2 separate regions of the Homo sapiens genome follow, and region 2 is linked to region 1. A link is a contact called in ENCODE Hi-C data. All regions are on one chromosome and are shown on one strand. Each heading gives the region's core, a stretch centred on a gene start or an enhancer-like site at or near the end of the contact. The rest is flanking DNA. Distances are from core to core; before and after follow the strand shown.

Evidence for each region. Hi-C counts contacts between places; a loop is a spot of excess contacts on that map. Pooled maps may share reads with other maps.
Region 2: a loop to region 1 is called in a map with no recorded cell type, with 4 times the contacts of the local background. The contact joins the promoter of ZNF19 here to the enhancer-like site in region 1. A Hi-C loop is called at or near these places in 2 of 37 single-sample maps with no recorded cell type and 6 of 50 pooled maps.

The regions. Positions count from the first base shown.
Region 1 is chr16:70,734,967-70,741,099 of GRCh38, forward strand. All of the region lies in intron 13 of VAC14 (VAC14 component of PIKFYVE complex), which reads right to left. Among named protein-coding and RNA genes, the nearest start is that of VAC14-AS1, 17 kb to the right of the region's middle. RefSeq lists enhancers at 2,855-3,014, 2,987-3,517, 3,419-3,588, 5,341-6,133. Within about 2 kb of position 2,710, at least 30 of the 41 ENCODE cell types and tissues checked have a DNase peak (open chromatin) inside an H3K27ac peak, as active enhancers do.
Region 2 is chr16:71,484,399-71,490,724 of GRCh38, forward strand. It overlaps ZNF19 (zinc finger protein 19), which reads right to left and starts at 4,926. Exons shown (of 6, transcript NM_006961.4): 1 at 4,874-4,926; 2 at 191-350. RefSeq lists an enhancer at 1-379 and a silencer at 1-226.

The sequences.
Region 1 (6,133 bases), core at 1,460-3,959:
GCCTGTCTCTTCGGCACTAATGTTCGGACATGTTTGGGGCTCACAGATTAGGAGGTGGTGCCTTGCTATGCAGGAGGGCAGAAGATGGCATAAAGACGGAAACCCAGGTCCTGCCAAGCTGAGACTGAGGATGCAGGAAATGACGCTGTGAAGAGCTATGGAGCCAGCACCTGGCCGCAGCTCTCTGGAAACCCAGGGAGGACACTGGGGGATGCAGAGCGGCCAACAGAGGCATCTGGGACCATCATTTTCCAGGCTGGCCCCTTTCTGGTCCAGAAGTTGCGTGGGAGCCATCACTTTCTCCCTGGACCAGTGAGGAAATGGCCAGGCACAAGCACAAGATAGGCAGGATGTGGAGGATCTGGGAACCAAACTTGGCCAGAAGCATCAGATGTTCCCAGAAGCATCAGCCCAAAGCACAAAACAAGAATGTGCAGAACCATCCAGAGTATTCCAAGTGAATCTCACGGAGGCGTCTGGACAGACTGACTGTATTTGATGCCAGCGGGCAGGAAGCAGCAGCAAGACTCTCCTCCCAGGAGCTCCGTCTTTCTTGCTGAGCTCAGACTTCCTGTATGTCCTCTCATGGTCCTGCCGGGGAGATGGCTGGGTCTAGAAAAGGCGTTTTTCTGTGCTGTTTTTCCCAGCTGTGAATCACTCTATAAGGGATTCCTTACCAAGAGCCACACCTCCAAACTGTAGCATCCTCAATCCCAAGAACCTCCTAGACAGCTCGCGTGAGCGGCATGAAGGAGCCCTGAGTGAGAAGGCCAGTTCAAGGAAAGGCCTCATTCCACTTCTTGTTTGGACTGCATTGTGCTGGGTCCCTGCCTGAATCAGCCTGGCTTGGGAGGTCCTGAGTGACTCTGGAATGGCAAAGAGTCTCTGCTCCCTGGCCCAAAGGGGCTGTTTGCAGAATCAAGTGTCACATTCTTATAGATCGAGTTACCCCAGGCCCAGCTGGGGGCTGATCTCTAAAGAGGTGGCTGCAGAGACAGCTGTTGAGACAGCCCTGCCTCACTGTTCCCTCCCTCAGGAGATGAATTTGGTAGGCCGTGGTGGCCTGGCTGGAGGGCACTGGCTTCATGCTGCCCACACTGGAGGCACCCTGTTCACTGCAAGCTTCTCCCAGGTGCTTGTTTGGAGTGGGGAGAGGTGCGGGGCCGTTCCAGCCTCACAGGGGCAGTAGGAAGCACTGAGCATGGTGTTTAAGCCTCAGTTTCCTCATCTGTAAAGTGAGTGCAGTAAGAGCCCCTATTAAATGAGATAAAAACATGTAATGTGCCGGGTCCGGAGCCTGCCGCACAGTCTGCACTCAGTACACGGGGGCTCCTTTTTATTAGCAAGCGTCCCATAGCGCAGAGCACTGCGCAGGGCAGACCGTTCTCATTCTGAGTCTCAGAATGGATGTCTGGGGGCTGGTCTGAAATGTCTGAGTGGGGAGATTTCATTTCTGGCACAAATTCACAGTGCTCTATCAGGATGCTCTGAGGAAGAAGGGGGGCCACCTGTGACCCCCACACATCTGGGGAGGGAGATCAGCCCATCTCTCCGCTGACAGTCTGGCTAAAGATGGCAGAAGAGAAGGGCTGGGCTGCTCTGGACACAACTCTGAACTCCTTAGCCACAGCCCCTAGTGTGGACCCAAAATGGACTCTCAATGTCCAGGCTGCCCCTTGGACCCTGGAGCTGAGGCCCTTAGTGGAAGGGAGGAGGAGGGCAGTGTCACAGCTGCGAGAAGCCGCAGCAAGCGATTCACATCCTCAGCTGAGTGCAGCTCAGCCCTCACAGTGCTCCCAAGGCTTAAAGACTTTCTGCCCTCCCCAAGACAGGGTTGGGAGCCTTGGGAGGGGCTGCATTGAGACCACAGGTTTGAGCAGGGCAGTCTTTTCCCAGCAGGGGAGGTGGGGAAAGGGGCCACACTTGAAGGGGCAGGGAGGGCGGGCTGGACAGGGATGGGAAAGGCCTCAGTGCTCAGCAGGACAGGGTGGGGGCTGCTCGCTCTTTCCCAGCCTCAGTGGCCCCCATCGCCCCCAGCCACTCTGTTGATCTGAGCTGCCCTTTGGCTTGAGATGCTCTCTGAGGCAGGGCTGCAGGCTCAGGAGGAGGAGATGGGTGGAGAGAGAACAAGCTCACCCCGGGAGGGTGACTACAGGAGAAATGGGCCCCTCAAGTATGCTGATTTCCGCCTCACTGCTGCCTGCTCTTCCGCCCACCTCCGGCTCTGGCTCATCTGCTCTTGTAAGCAGGGTCCTGGGCTGGGTGCTGCAGGCGCATGAGGAAAGTGGGAGCCGGGACGGGGCAGCTCAGGGCACGCCCTCCAACACTGCGCTCCGAGGACCTCAGCGGTTTTACTCAGGGGTGCCACTGAGGCACAGCCCCCTGTAGATGGTGGGCAGCTGCTGCAGCAGGGGGCGAGGGAGAGGGGGGCCCACAACCCGGCTGTGTGTCTCGGGAGACAGGCTCTCTTTGAGGGGCCCAGGAGAGTGGGATTTCCATTCCCCAATCCTGCAGAGGGCAGGAGCATGAGGGAGAGTGCCATCCCTCAGCTGAAGGCCACTGTGCCTTGTATTTCTGGTTTGGGCAAGTGAGGAGCCTGCCAGCCCCTGGCAGGAAGTGCACGTGACCGGCGGCTGGCCAGGGGCACAGAGACGCACTCCACACAGAAACCCAGGCTGGCGGGGTGGGCGGCCGGGGAGCCAGCCCTGCAGATGTTACTAAGTGAAACCTGATGTGGTGACATGAGAATCCACAGAACGTCTCACAAACAACCTGCCCCGGGATGTTTTGGATTGAGTTTTGTGGTTATGACGTGAAGAAACCTCACATGTCAGGATAAAAATAACCCTGGCTTCAGTACATAACGCGAGTTACAGTTCAACAGAACCAGATGTGAAAACGTCAGCCACCCAGTTCAGGCCCAGCAGGGTCCCTGCTCCACTCCGGCCTCCCTCCCTGCTGGGGTTGGGGTCCATGTGCCCGGACAGCCCGTTGTGGGCTCAAGATCTGCTGCCTGGAGGATACAAGGGAAGGGCCAGAGGCCGCTCAGGGGAGGCAGCACCACCTTCTCCGAGGCCAGCTCCTCTTCTGTGAACCAGGCAGGGCTAAAGAGCATCAAGTCGTGCTTGGCACAGGAAGTGGTCCACAGAAGGGGTGGGTGATGGAGAGGCTGGTATGGAACCAAGAGGACAGGGTGGGGAAGGGGCAGTTTCCCCCAAGAATCAAGTGGCTGGGAGAAAGGGAGGCTGAGCAGGGTCTTGGGGGTGTAGAGTCTGCAGAACTGGAGGGGGTGCACAGCTACGTAGACAAAGGCCGCCGCAATGGCACCAACTCGGGAACCCACTCAAGGGGCAATCACTTTCTCATCTGTGGGCCGGCCTGGGTCGGCAGGACAGGAGCGCCGGAGGCATCAATCATAGCCAGGAGACTTTGCAGCTGCTCAGGTCAGAGCGAGAGAGAAGCCGATGGGATGCAGCAGGGCCCAGTGGGGACTTCCAGCTGACGCGGCAGTGGAGAGGTCATATAGCAGTCTGCCACCGGGAAAGAGCTATTGCTGCAGGGTGAGGGCTGGGGCCAAAGGCAGCGAGGAGAGGGTGTGGAGGAAGGCACCCCCTGCTGGTGGAGCAGGGGGGCTGGACTGCTGGGGCTTCCAACTGGACAAGGGAGGGCCTGGCAGCACGGGTATGAGAGGATGCCATTCTGGGCAGCAGTGCCGGGGGCCTCAGGCTCAGGTGATTGGTGCCCCTGCCTTCCATTATTTTAATAAACTTTCAAAAATAGGTACTGACCCTTACTGGGCACCTGGTGCCAGGGATTCCGGGGTAAGTAAACTTGGCCTGTGTGGCCTGCCATGACGCTATTCAAACTGAGCTGATGACACAAATCACCCAGCACTGGGCGACGCTGAGGAGCCTCCGCATGCACTTCCAGCTGGGGGTCTAAGAGGTCACAGCCAGGAGGGAACAGATGTGAACTTCACCACCCACCCAGGCAGCCTGAGATAAGCAAGTGTGTTGGAACAGAGGGGCAGGAGAAGCTGGGATCTCCAGGGAAGCCTCCCACAGGGGCCCTCTGCACCGGCCTGTAATAACTAGGACACAAGCAAAGGCCCCCTTCACATGCAGGGAGCATTTAGCCTAGCCCTTGCCATGTGGGAGCTCACAGAGCCCCCAGGCACCCCAGCACCTGGTTTATAGAGAGGGAAGAAGTAGCAGTGAGGTAGGACCCTTGTCCGAGGTCACGGGATGGATGGGCAAAGCAGGGCTGTGAATCTAGATCCCTCTGACCCCAGTGCTCGTGATCCCTACTGCTGCTTCCTGAGGCTGGGAGGGGTGAGTGGGAGGAAGGGGCTTCAAGAGAAACAGGTGCTTTCCTGGGGCTGGTGTGGCTGGAGGAAGTGGTGGCGGGCAGCAAATGACAAGAAATGAGGCATTGCCGTGGCCTGAGGCCAGGAAGGGGTCTCTGAAGTCACTGTGAAGAGAGGAGAGATGCCCCCATCACTGCCAGGTTGTGCCCATGGCCTGGCCCCTCTCCTCCTCCCCTCTGGCTGTGGAAGCTTCCAGTGCTGGCGCAGGTGGGATTCCTGAGTGGGGTGAGGAGTGTGGGCTCTCGGGCCAGGCTCCTGGCCCAAACAAGTGGGGAATGACACAGTGCTGGCCTCTCAGAGCTGCTGTGAGGACCCCAGGGGCTCACCCAAAAAGCCAGCACGCGTGAGTGCTCAGAGCAGGGCAGGGCCTAACGTGACCTCAGCCAGTGCTGGCAGCCATGATGATTGTTGCCGTGATTACTGGGGAAAATGGCTTTCTGGCTTTCTGCTAGAACTTGTTTCTGTCTGGTGACATGAAGATGCTGCTGACATTTGGCTACAATACACTGTCCTGGGCTACAAGGAATGAAACCAAATAAGAACAGGTCATTATCACCCATTTTTAGAGCCAGGGATAAAAACACCTTGGACCACTGAGCCCCGCAAGGTATACTGACATGAACAGTTTTTTTGTTTTATTTTTTTTGAGATGTAGTCTCGCTCTGTTGCCCAGGCTAGTGTGCAGTGGTGTGATCTCGGCTCTCTGCAACCTCCACCTGCTGGGTTCAAGCGATTCTCCTGCCTCAGCCTGCCGAGTAGCTGGGATTACAGGCACGCACCACTACGCCCAGCTAAATTTTGTATTTTCAGTAGAGACAGGGTTTCACCATGCTGGCCAGGCTGGTCTCAAACTCCTGACCTCAGGTGATCCATCTGCCTCAGCCTCCCAAAGTGCTGGGACTATAGGAGTGAGCCAACGTGGCTTACGACATGAACAGTTTTATCCCAGCAGCATTGGGCCCCGTGGCAGGCAAAGTCAGGGAAGACTGGGTTTTAGGGGCAAACGTCAGTCCTAGGGTGACCTTTGGCCTCAGACTGACACATTACTGTGCATGGCTAAGGATCCTAAAGGCTGATTGGGTCTCCCCAGGCCTGGCTGCACCCTCTCTGGCAGCATAGATGTCCAGGCCCCGGGAGGAAAGGCATGTCTCTGACAAAGGGCTCATCCCAGAGGCCTCCTCTGTCCTTTGAAGTTTTTTGCACAGGCTCAGGGTACGGCGGGCCCACAGGCCTGTCTGACATCCCTGTCCCCAGAGCCAGCAGGACCTCCGCAGACTCCCCTGAGTGGAGACAGGAAATACAAAAGGAGGAGACACAGGAGATCCCAGGGGTGGGAGACAGGAAAGTGTGGTGTCCCTCAGCCAGCTTCCCTCACAGCTGCCCGCCCAGGCTGCTCCCCATCCTGTTTGCCCCCAGGCCACTCTCTCCCCGATTCTGCGGCTCTGCACAGGTGAGGAATGAGGGAGGCAGGGTGGGAGAAGCCTCTGCCTTCACCGCTCTGCGAGGGAGGGAGAGATGTTTATGCAAGGCCAGGCGAGAGGAAAATCCCATGTGGGCGACTCTGCCTCGGGGGGCCCTGGGAACCATGGCTGTGGTGCATTAGGCCAACACGGCAGCTACCCAGGCATGTGATGGACTCGCTTCTCCACTGCTGCGTGTGATCCGCACCATGTGGTTCCCTACAGATGCCACCGACTTCACCTTTGCTAGGCTCCCTGCCTCCGAGGCTTTCCAGACAGTCCCTTTGTGCCTTCGGGGCAATCTCCC
Region 2 (6,326 bases), core at 3,676-6,175, 750 kb after region 1:
GCAGGCGTGGGGGAGCGAAGGCACCAGAGGGAGACCGGGACCGGCCCGCGAGCAGCCTCCGCTCCCCGGTCCCGGAGGGGCCGCCCTGTCTCCCTCCACTGAGGCAGCAGGGACGAAGCCGACAGCCTTCTCTAGAGGTGCAGTGCCTGAGCCTAGCAAGGACTCCTAGGCGACAAACCCCAACACTCACCTCAGGAAAAACAGAAAGCGGTGCGTGAACGGAAGTGCGTCACTACTTTGGCCTTGCACCCAGGCTCACACGCGTACTCTCTAGGATGCCGGAGCGGTCTTCTCAGTGGTTGTGTGGTTTTACTCCCGGGAGGAGTTTCCACCCGGGGATCCTCAGAGACCTTGAATAGGAAAGAAAGTATATCATTGTTTTCGCTAATCTCTAACCGAAATTTAGCATTTTCTTCTATGTTGGCAACAAACTACTGTAGTATCAGCCGTATCTGTGACTGTCACCGATAGAAATCACAGATATTTTCATATCACATTACAGTTGATGCAGATCTCAGAATATGGCTATTCTCGTCACTAATTTGAAATTGTCCTTGTTGTTATCGGGCCCACCTCAAGTCTTGTCATTACATTTCATCACGTTGGTAAAGCTGCACTTATATTTCTGTATCACAAATTCTAAAAAACTGTTTAATTGTATGTTCATTGGTTTTGAAGGTGTCACCAGACTGCCAAAGGGTCTTTGCACAAAAAAGCTGTCCTCCTTAGAGGTAAAGACCCAGACACGTTAAGAAAGACCAGGTCAGCAGGCCAGGCGCGGTGGCTCACGCCTGTAATCCCAGCACTTTCGGAGGCCAAGGCGGGCAGATCACCTGAGGTCAGGAGTTCGAGACCAGCCTGGTCAACGTGGTGAAACCTCGTCTCTACTAAAAATACAAAAATTAGCCAGGCGTAATGGCGGGCACCTGTAATCCCAGCTACTCGGGAGGCTGAGGCAGGAGAATTGCTTGAACCCGAGAGGTGGAGGTTGCAGTGAGCCGAGATTGTGCCATTGCACTCCAGCCTGGGCGACAAAAGCAAAACTCCATCTCAAAAAAAAAAAAAACCAAAAAAACAAAAAAAAACAAAAAGAAAGAAAGACCAGGTCTAAGGAGGGATATATTAAGTAACTATTTAGGAAGTGAAAACGGTGGACATTTTTTTTTTTAATGACTGAATACAAGGCAGCCAGAGCAATCTATAATAGCCATGAATTTTGGATGACCTGATAGATGAAGGTGCCATTAGCTGAGATCAGGAATTGAAGAAGAGGAGCTGGTTTCAGGCAAGAAGGTGAAAGAATTTAGTTTCAAAAATACTGAACACACACACACACACCTGCCTTATTAACATTTAATTCACACACCATACAATTCATCAATGCAGAGTATAAAATTAAATAGGTTTTAGTGTGTTCAGAGACTTGCGCAAACATCACCACAATCAGTTTCAGGACATTTTCATCTCCCCAAAGGAACCTCATAACCATCAGCAGTCACTCTCCATTTTCCCTCTGGTAAGCAGAATGGTGTTTTGTTCCCCTCAAAGATGTATATGTCCTAATCTCTAGAACCTGTGAGTACATTAAGTTACATGACAAAGGGAAATTGAGGTTGCAGGTGGAATTAAGATTGCTAGTCAGCCAACTTTAAGATTATCTTGGGGCTAGGCACAGTGGCTCACATCTGTAATCCCAGCACTGTGGGAGGCCCAGGTGGGCAGATCACTTGAGCCTGGGAGTTCAAACCAGCCTGGGCAACATGACAAAACCCTGTCTCTACCGAAAAAAAAAAAAAAAAAATTCCAAAAAGGAACAAAAATTGGCCAGGTGTGGGCACACGCCTGTAGTCCCAGCTACTAGCTGAGTTGGGAGGATCACTTGAGCCTGGGAGGTCAAGGCTGCAGTGAGCCTTGATTGAGCCACTGCACTCCAGCCTGGGCAACAAAGCGAGACCCTGTCAAAAAAAAAAAGATGATTATCTTGGATTATTCAGGTGGGCCCAGTGTAATCATAAGAGTTCTTGAACGTGAAAGAGGGAATTGAAAGAGAATCACAAAAATGACAGCACAAGAAGGACTTGGCCCAACCTCACTGGCTTTGAAGATGGAGGAAGGGGCCAAGGGTCAAGGAAAGTGGGTGGCCTCCAGAAGATGAAAAAGGCAAGGAAACAGATTCTCTCCTTAGTCTAAATCCTGAATTTATACCAGTGGGACCCATTTTGGATTTCTGACCTCCAAAACTCTAAGATAAATTAGTGTTGTTTTACGCCACTACTCATGGCAATTTGTTACAGCAGCAATAGAAAATTAATAGACACACATGTACATACCTCTCTTCTTCCCCCAATTCTAGACAACCACTTTCTTTATAGATTTGCCTATTCTGGATATTTACATTACATAAATGACCATTAAGTCTGGATATAAAACAAAAACAAGTCTCTATTGTTAATTTTATCGGTTTTTAGAAACATGGGAACCCGTATGTTTACTTGGTGAAGAGTTGAGTATATTCTTGGCCAGAAGATGGGAACACTAAAATTAAAAACAAAAAGAGTTGGGAATAACTTATTTTTGTTTTGCAGGGAGTGGAAAGGAAGAAAATTTCCACTCTCATTTGTCTGGAAAGTCTCCCAGAGAGTTTTCAAGATCATTAATAATAATAGCTAATTCACACTGACCTGTCTTCCCAGCCAATGTATCACCTCTAAGGAAATGTATACTTGATATGTTTTGGCTCTGTGTCCCCAGGCAAATCTCATGTTGAATTATGATCTTCAGTGTTGGGGGAGGAACATGGTGGAAGGTGATTGGATCATGGGGGCGGATTTCCCCCTTGCTGTTCTCGTGATAGTGAGTTCTCATGTGATCTGGTTGTTTCGAAGTGTGTTGCGCTTCCTCCTTTGCTGTCTCTCTCCTGCTGGCCATGTGAAGATTGTGCCTGCTTCCCCTTTGCTTTCCACCATGATTGTAAGTATCCTGAGGCCTCCCCAGCCATGCCTCCTGTACAGCCTGTGGAACTGTTAGCCAATTAAACCTCTTTTCTCCATAAATTACCCAGTCTCAGGTATATCTGTATAGCACTGTGACAACGGACTAATACAATACTCATACTCATGTCTGTCACAATCTCTACCATCAAACATAATTACTTTCAAGCTTTGACCATTCCTTAGATTCCAATGGGAACCACCTTTCTTTCTGGTCACCTCACAGCCTAACTATCCAGCTCTCCCTCTAACTCCTACAGTATCTTTAACTGAAGCTATAAGTAATATCAGATCATGATACCCAGAGTATGGTGTATGATCATGGCATATTTACTGTTACTTAATCCTGACTTGAAAATACTAACTTCTCTCCCATATGTCTGAAAATCCCAGCCACAAATAGGCTGAGGCTGTGGTGGAACTTAAGTTTCATGCACAAAGTCATTTTTGCCTTGGCTGCAAAAAAATATGTAGTTAAGCTAAATATTGTGCTGCAGTATCTATACTGACATATAATTCAATATTATTCTCTCCTTGCAGCTGCAAACATACTTAATGATGAAAGACAGAATGTCTTTCCCTCCAAGATTGGGAACATGGCAGGTATGTCTGCTCTTACCACTACTATTTAACATCATATTGGGAGTCTTAGCAAGAGCAAGGCCAGAAAAAGAAATAAAAGGCACATAGGTCAGACACAGTGGCTCACACCTGTAATCCCAGCACTTTGGGAGGCCAAGGTGGATGGATTGCTTGAGGCCAGGAGTTCAAGACCAGCCTGGCCAACATGGAGAAATCGCATCTCTACTAAAAATATAAAAATGAGCCAGGTGTGGTGGTGTGTGCCTGTAATCCCAGCTACTCAGGAGGCTGAGACATGAGAATTGCTTGAACCCGGGAGGTGGAGGATGCAGTAAGCTGAGAATATGCCACTGCACTCCAGCCTGGGTGACAGAACGAGACTATCTCAAAAAAAAAAAAAAAAGAAAAAGAAAAAGAAATGAAATGAAAGACACACAGATTCGAAACTCAGAACAAAACTGTTACTATCTGCAGGCAACATGATTATCTGTATAAGAAGTCCCAAAGAATCTACAAAACAAGCTCCTAAAATTAAAAGTGAGTTCAGACTGGTCACAGTGGCTCACGCCTGTAATCCCAGCACTTTGGGAGGCCGAGACAGGCGGATCGCCTGAGGTCAGGAGTTTGAGACCCGTCTGACCAACATGGTGAAACCCCGTCTCTACTAAAAATACAAAAATTAGCCGGGTGTGGTGGCAGGCACCTGTAATCCCAGCTACTCGGGAGGCTGAGGCAGGAGAATCACTTGAACTCGGGAGGCGGAGGTTGCAGTGAGTAGAGATGGTGCCATTGCACTCCAGCCTGGGTGACAAGAGCGAGACTTCGTCTCAAAAAAACCAAAACAAACTAACAAAAACATAAAAACACTATGGGACAATGGCATTTGTTTGGACACAGGTCTCCAAATCTGCCTCTTCAAAAGAAACAGACACTGCAACTGCAAGAGCCTTGGTTAAAGACTTAAGCCGGCCCCAACTAAGAGTGGGGATGGCTTCCCTAGGAGGTAGGAATCAGCTGGAGTCCTTGCCTCTCCTGGTGCCCAGGCAGTGCCATCTGCAGACACTTCTGTCATCCTCCCATCCTTGGGGGGCTCTTTCTCCAGCTCCAGTTCGTGAGCGGCAAAGCTTGCAGCTGTACAGCCTCCAAGAGCAAACAGCCCAGGTCCCACCCGGCCACAATTGTATAGTGACGCCCTCCCCGTCCCCTTCTTTGAGCTGCGCTCAAAGGACCAGCCTGGACTGCTATGCTGTCTCACTCCCAACCCAAGCTCCGCCCAACTGTGGGTCCTTGCACTTTGGCACCTTTGAGCGCGGACTCAAAACAGGCCAGAAGCGCACCGCTAGCGAGAACGGTTAGGAGGCCGGAAGTGCGTCACGCTTGTGGGGCGCTTGGAGGCCAGAAGTGCGTCATGAGCACGGCTGCTCTTTCTACGGTGCAACTTTTCCGCATCTCGGTGTTTCCGATTGGGAGACATCCTCTTCCTTTCCTTGTACACACTTTTTTCTCTCCTCAGGAACCTCACGCCTGGGTCATTGTCCATTTGGGTGGGTCAAGAAAGCGATCGCTTCTGCCCGGGAGCAGTTGATTGTCAGGAAGGAATTCGTGATAAAACCGCCATCACCACAGGCCTAGATGGTGGCCGGTGTTTCCTGGTTGCTTACTGGTCTTTCTGAGTTCTGGTTCACTCGCAGTGAATCAACTTCCTTTCACAAGCTCTGCCACTCACGGGCCATTGAGGAAGACCCTTGTGTCTCTGAGCAGCTTTTGTCTTCTGTAAAATGAGCCAGTCAGATTATACCATTCAAGCTGTCTTTAATTCCATGCACTGTAACCTCCAATGGTTTGCCACTACCCCTGGAGTCCAAGTCACCATTCAAGGCTCCTCAGACCCTTGCCCTCCTTCCCCTCTAAATGATAAAGAAAATGCCAAAAGCGCAGGGCATATGGGCTAAGAGAGATAGCTCTAAAGTGTTAGTGCCTGTGGCTTTCTGGGTCCACAAAAGAGAACTCTGGCCAGGATTTTGCTGGACTGTCAAAACGTTTGTGATCACTGTCACAGAATTACAAAACAAACTGGGGACTTAGAGCTTCTTAGTCCCATCTCCTTTACAACAGTATGACATAGTGGTAAGGAGCACAGCCTGGCATCAGGATGCTTTGTTTCAAAGGCCAAAGGACCACTCTGTGACCTTTGGTGCATTACTTAACCTGTAAGTGTCACATTTATTTCTAAAACTAGGATAATAATAGTATTTATTCCCCGGATTGTTGTGAGGATTAGATGTTAGTACATGTAAATCAGTACAATGTCTAGCACATACTAAACACTCACTAGATATTAGTAATTATTACACTCACTAGATATTAGCGATTATTAATAGCTTAGGAATTGAGCCTGAATAGGCTCTGGAGTTAATCCAGTATTCAATCTTTTTATTAAAACCTTTGAAAATGGTTATAAACCTCAGTGGGTTTGGGCATCTGTACACTTTTTACTACCAGACTAGATAGTATAAGCAAAGCCTGGTGGCAGTTCAGGGTTGGTTCTTAGAAGATCAGAGTGCTAAAATAGCTAGCTCATCATGAGCTGAGGACTTCCAGGATGACTAGTTGGACTTGCTGTTCAGTTGGGACTTCAGCAACACAAGTCCAGACAAATGGGACCATGATCCAGGTCTTCAAGAGCAACCCTCAGGCTTTCTGCAGAGTGTAAACTCCTCAAGAAAGAGGCTTTTCTATCTTGTCCATGACTGT